2 separate regions of the Homo sapiens genome follow, and region 1 is linked to region 2. Evidence: chromatin loops called from intact Hi-C (ENCODE). Cell type or tissue: dorsolateral prefrontal cortex. All regions are shown on one strand.

The links. Peaks named below come from ENCODE experiments on the same cell type or tissue, not always from the same donor. Only the 100,000 strongest peaks of a DNase experiment are listed, where the experiment ranks them.
Region 1: it touches region 2 in a loop (6-fold over the local background); 26 of 110 quality-filtered maps call a loop at or near these places.

What each region holds. Positions count from the first base shown.
Region 1 is chr16:75,757,878-75,760,377 of GRCh38, reverse strand. It overlaps LOC105371348 (a long non-coding RNA gene), which reads right to left and starts at 328. Exons shown (of 6, transcript XR_933748.4): 1 at 238-328. RefSeq lists an enhancer at 2,065-2,114. In dorsolateral prefrontal cortex, no CTCF peak of the experiment used is centred here; no DNase peak of the experiment used is centred here.
Region 2 is chr16:75,625,667-75,628,166 of GRCh38, reverse strand. It overlaps KARS1 (lysyl-tRNA synthetase 1), which reads left to right. Exons shown (of 14, transcript NM_005548.3): 14 at 174-443. The coding sequence ends at 272. Among named protein-coding and RNA genes, the nearest start is that of ADAT1, 3.6 kb to the right of the region's middle. In dorsolateral prefrontal cortex, no CTCF peak of the experiment used is centred here; no DNase peak of the experiment used is centred here.

The DNA.
Region 1 (2,500 bases), 130 kb before region 2:
AGGAAGGAGGGAGGGAGGGAAGAAAAGAAGGAAGGAAGGAGGGAGGGAGGGATGGAAGGAGGAAGGGAAAAGAAAGGAAGAATGGAAGGAAAGAGGGAAAGAAAGAAGGGAGGGAAGGGAAAGGAAGGGAAGGGAAGGGAAGGCAAGGGAGGGGAAGGGAAGGCAATGCAACAGCTCCAGTGGAAAATTCAAGTCCTCCTTCAACTGCATCCAAAAATAATAATTTTTACTAGATACCTGATGTAGAGAAGGCATACCCTGCCCAGATACAGGAGAATCTCCCAAAAGTGGATGACAAGATCAGCCATGACTGTGAAGAGATGGACACCTACAAAATACAAACCAAAATGCTTTCAGAAAAATTTGAAAGAATCACAGGTTATTATCAAAGCAGCTTATTTCCCATGACAGAAAATCCCATGACAATGAGTTGAGAGCTCTGTTGGCTAAGACACATCTTTGTATCTTAAGAAAAGGAAATGCGGGCCAGACACTGTGGCTCACGCCTGTAATCCCAGCACTTTGGGAGGCCGAGGTGGGTGGATCGCAAGGTCAGGAGTTCAAGACCAGCCTGGCCAGCATGGTGAAACCCCTTCTCTACTAAAAATACAAAAATAAAAATAAAAAACTAGCCAGGCATGGTGGCACATGCCTGTAGTTCCAGCTTCTTGGGAGGCTGAGGCAGGAGAATTGTTTGAACCTGGCAGGCAGAGGTTGTAGTGAGCCGAGATTGTGCCACTGCACTCCAGCCTGGGTGACAGAGCGAGACTCCACCTCAAAAAAAAAAAAAAAAAAAAAAAAAAGAAAAGAAAAGAAAAGGAAATGCAACTTGTTGACTAGGTAGTGTGAAGATAAAATAAAAAAGAAAACGCATATCTGACACCAAAAAAAAATGAAGAAAATGTAAGGTTTTCAAAAATATACTTATGTCCCTGGTGTTGCAAATGGGGTATTTGGCAGAAGGACCACCAGGGCATCCTCCGGATGTCCACATCCCCAAAGAAAGAGGAGCACCTTCTACCATAAAAAAGAATAAGATCCCATCATTTGCAACAATATGGATGGAACCAGAGGTCGTCATGGTAAGTGAAATAAGCCAGGCACAGAAAGACAAACATTGCATGTTCTCACTTAATGTGGAATCTAAAAATCAAAATAATTGAACTCATGGACACAGAAAGTAGAAAGATGGTTACCAGAAGCTGCGAAGCTAGTGGGGAGTTGAGGGGAGGTGGCGAAGGTTAATGGTTACAAAAAAAATAGAATTAATAAGGCTTACTTTTGATTGGGTGACTATACTAAATAACAACTTAATTGTACATTTTAAAGTAAAGAGTGCAATTATATTGTTTATAACTCAAAAGATAAATGCTTGAGGGGATGGATACCCCATTCTCCATGATGTGCTTATTTCACATTGCATGTTTTTATCAAAACATCTCATGTATCCCATAAATTTATACAACTATTATGTACTCACAAAAAAATTTATAAAATAAATTAAAAATTAAAAAGTATTTTAAAGAGGAACACCAAGCTGTGACTCATGGGAGACCCAGCATTCCTCCCAAGGTCAGGATCCCAGGAGAAAGAGGCCTCCCTCAGGTCAACTCCACCCTGACTCAACAGATCCTTCACAAGGTCCACAAAGAGCATGACCTGATGCTCCTGGTGCTGGCTGCCACAGCTCAGGACCTTCCTTCTATTCAACATGACCACTAGACCACAGTTCCACTGGTCCAGGCCCTGGTCCTCCACCTCCTCCCCTTGTCAGACCTCAGATGTTTAGAGAGTCTTAAAGGGACAGGTCCTAAGAAAAGAAACCTCTGCTCTTCCCCTGTTCCAGAAATCCAGGACACAATTGCCTAGGAATCCTTTTCACCAGGGAGCTTCCCTGGCTGGACACATCCTCCCCATTCTCCTCTGGCCACAAGAAATGTTGGACACCAAGCACTGTCCACTCAGCCTGAAAACGAAAGTGAGTCACCCCTGGATAGATCCCACCTCCCACTGAGCATGCTACTACACAACCACAACCACAAGAGCCCTTTTCCTCTGCTCTACAATAATTTTCATATTTTCTATTTTAGTTTTATTGCCAGTGAGTGATTATATCATGTATAAGATGAAAAAAGACAGGATTCTGCTTCATAATGTGCTCTGCCTGTAGATTATTTCAATAACAACACTAATAAATTAATTACTTCCATTTTATTCTATTTGTAAGTAGCATAATTACAGTTTTATGTTGTTTTTAGCAAAGCCTCTAAAATAATTCAGGAAAACAGCAACTATTTTATTCCAACTTACTTTTTAAATAATTTTATTTGTTTCTCTATTGGTTTTATTGCCATAATTTAATGTATTAATAATTACACATCTCGAAAGAAGACCTGATAGGATTACAATGTTTAGGATTGCAGTTTTAAAATGTGCATGATGTAAATGCAAATTATATTTAACCCTGAGAGCACAAGCTTCCTTCTCACCCCAAACTCCC
Region 2 (2,500 bases):
TGTAACTTGAGAGGGTCTGAGTTGAAATAAAAGAACACATGAGCCTTTTCAGCTGGAATATACTAATCTCTGGATTTTGGTGGTAACAACAGAGGCAAGAGGAATGGGTAGATAGCTGTGAAAAAATGTTGAGAGTGCTTCTCAGCTTCAAGGTACATTCTTATCTCCCACAGGAAGTACTTCTGTTTCCTGCCATGAAACCCGAAGACAAGAAGGAGAATGTAGCAACCACTGATACACTGGAAAGCACAACAGTTGGCACTTCTGTCTAGAAAATAATAATTGCAAGTTGTATAACTCAGGCGTCTTTGCATTTCTGCGAAAGATCAAGGTCTGCAAGGGAATTCTTGTGTGCTGCTTTCCATTTGACACCGCAGTTCTGTTCAGCCATCAGAAGAGAGACAAGGAATTAAAAATTTCTTTTTAATCCTGTTACCAAATAAGCCATTTGTCTCTTCTCTTTACTTTTAGAATATCAACTTTTTTCCCCAGACTTCTGGCCTAATGAATGTTTAGGATTTTACCATCTTATTCATTTAACAAATTTGTATTAATGTCTGCCCTGTGCCAGGCATTATTCTAAGAGATTGGGGACACAGCAGGGAACAAAAGCCAAGTTCCTGCTTTTGTGGAAATTGTATTCTTTCTTTGGGGTAGGGAGAAGAAGTAGACAAACAAAAAAACAAGTAAATACATGTTCTTTCTGGTGGTGGTATATACTAAGAAGAAAAATGGAGCAGGGTAAGGGGACAGAGGTGCTATTTTAGAGGTGGAAGGAACAGTGCTACTTTATGGTGGTCAGGAAGACCTCTGCTGGGCATTTCAGTAGAGGTCTGGAGACTGAGCTGGGGAGGTCTGTGGGAAAAGGCCATTCAGACTAAAGGACCATGTTTTTGAGGAATGGCAGAGGGTCTGGTGTGACTGGACAGGGATGAGTGAAGGTCAGTGAGGGGCCAGATCACGCAGGCCCCTGGAAGCCACTCAGAAAAGTATGTGTTTTCTGAGGGAAATGAGATACCATGGAAGGATTTTGAGCAGAGGAGTGTTTTTCAAGGATTATTCTAGTTTCTGTGTGGAGGACAAGAGCAACGAAGGGAGACCAGCTGAGCATTCACCATGGGCTGAGGAGACAGTGGCTGCGACGTGCATGGACCAGTGGAAATGGTTACAAGTGGTTGTACTTTGCCTGTGTTCCTGAGGGCAGAAGAATTTGGTGATGGGAATGTGGGTTGTGAGAAAAAGAAGCCAAAAATGATTTCAAGGTTTTGGACCTGAACAGCTGGAAGAAAGTTGCCCTCTACTGAGATGGGAAAAACAGGAAGTTCAGGTTTCAGAGGGAAGGTTGGAAGTTTGGTTTTGGACATGTTAAATTTGACATGCCTGTTAGCCAGATGGAAATAGCAGAATGTTGAATAATGAATCTGAAGTTTTCTCATTATTTTCAGCTCCATTCAATAGAGCTAAGAACGTGACAAGGGTGTGGCTGAGAGCCTGCCATCAAAGTGGAGCCCCTCTTTCCTGACACGGAGACAGCTGGGAAGACCTTTTTTCACATGACGGAAGACTTTACCTTCTGCACCTCAGCAAAACCTCTGCAAGCATCCCAGTTTGGGAGCAGCCAGTCTCCTTTCACAGAGCAGGTTTCTGTTTCTGTAGCTGGTAAAACAACCTAAGCATTCAGAATTGCCTAAATGAACTACCTCAGGCAGTGAGGAACATCCCTACCCCTGCTGGTGTTTAAGCAGTACGTGACCAGGTGGCATTTCAGAAGAAACATTTTCAAATGGCACATCCTCAGAAAGGGAGTGGTAACTAAAACGGGAGATAATCATCTCACCAAGGGAGGTGGTGGAAGGTCAAGGACAGGTAAGGGACTAGGTTTCAGGTAATACTGTCAATGCAGACAATTGAAAAAGGCTACAAGGATTGATGATATGAGTGACTTTACAAAGTGGTTTAATGGAAGGATGGAGGCAGAATCCAGCTGTCTGGTCTTAAGGAGGCTAGGGATAGAAAGGAACTGAGGCAGCAGTAGACAACTTGTATGTGAGGGTTGGCAGGAAAAATGACCGAGTGTGAAAGCTAGAAGGGACAGAAGGGTCATAAAGTCCCCATTTCTCTTCAAACAGTTGCAGGCTCACAATTTGCTAACTGCTTTGCTGGGGTGAGCAGAAACAGGCGTGGTCTCAAACTTCATCAAGCATCTACACTTGTAAAGAAAATAGATAGTAATAAATCATCCTCCAAAATTGTATAAAATGGCAGCTCAGGTAAATGGTTTGAAGGAGAGGTCCACGGGGTGTTGAGAAGCTATAATGGACATGGACCTAGTTAGAGGAGGTTTCTCTGAGGACATGAGATCTGAAGGGAAGAAGGCTTTCCGTGGTATGGCAACAAGTGCAAAAGCCCTGTGGTAGGAAGGGACATGGAGACCAGTGAGAGTATAGAAGCCCAAAGAAATATGGCACCAGGTGAGGCAGGAAGGGGCTGGCCATGCAGG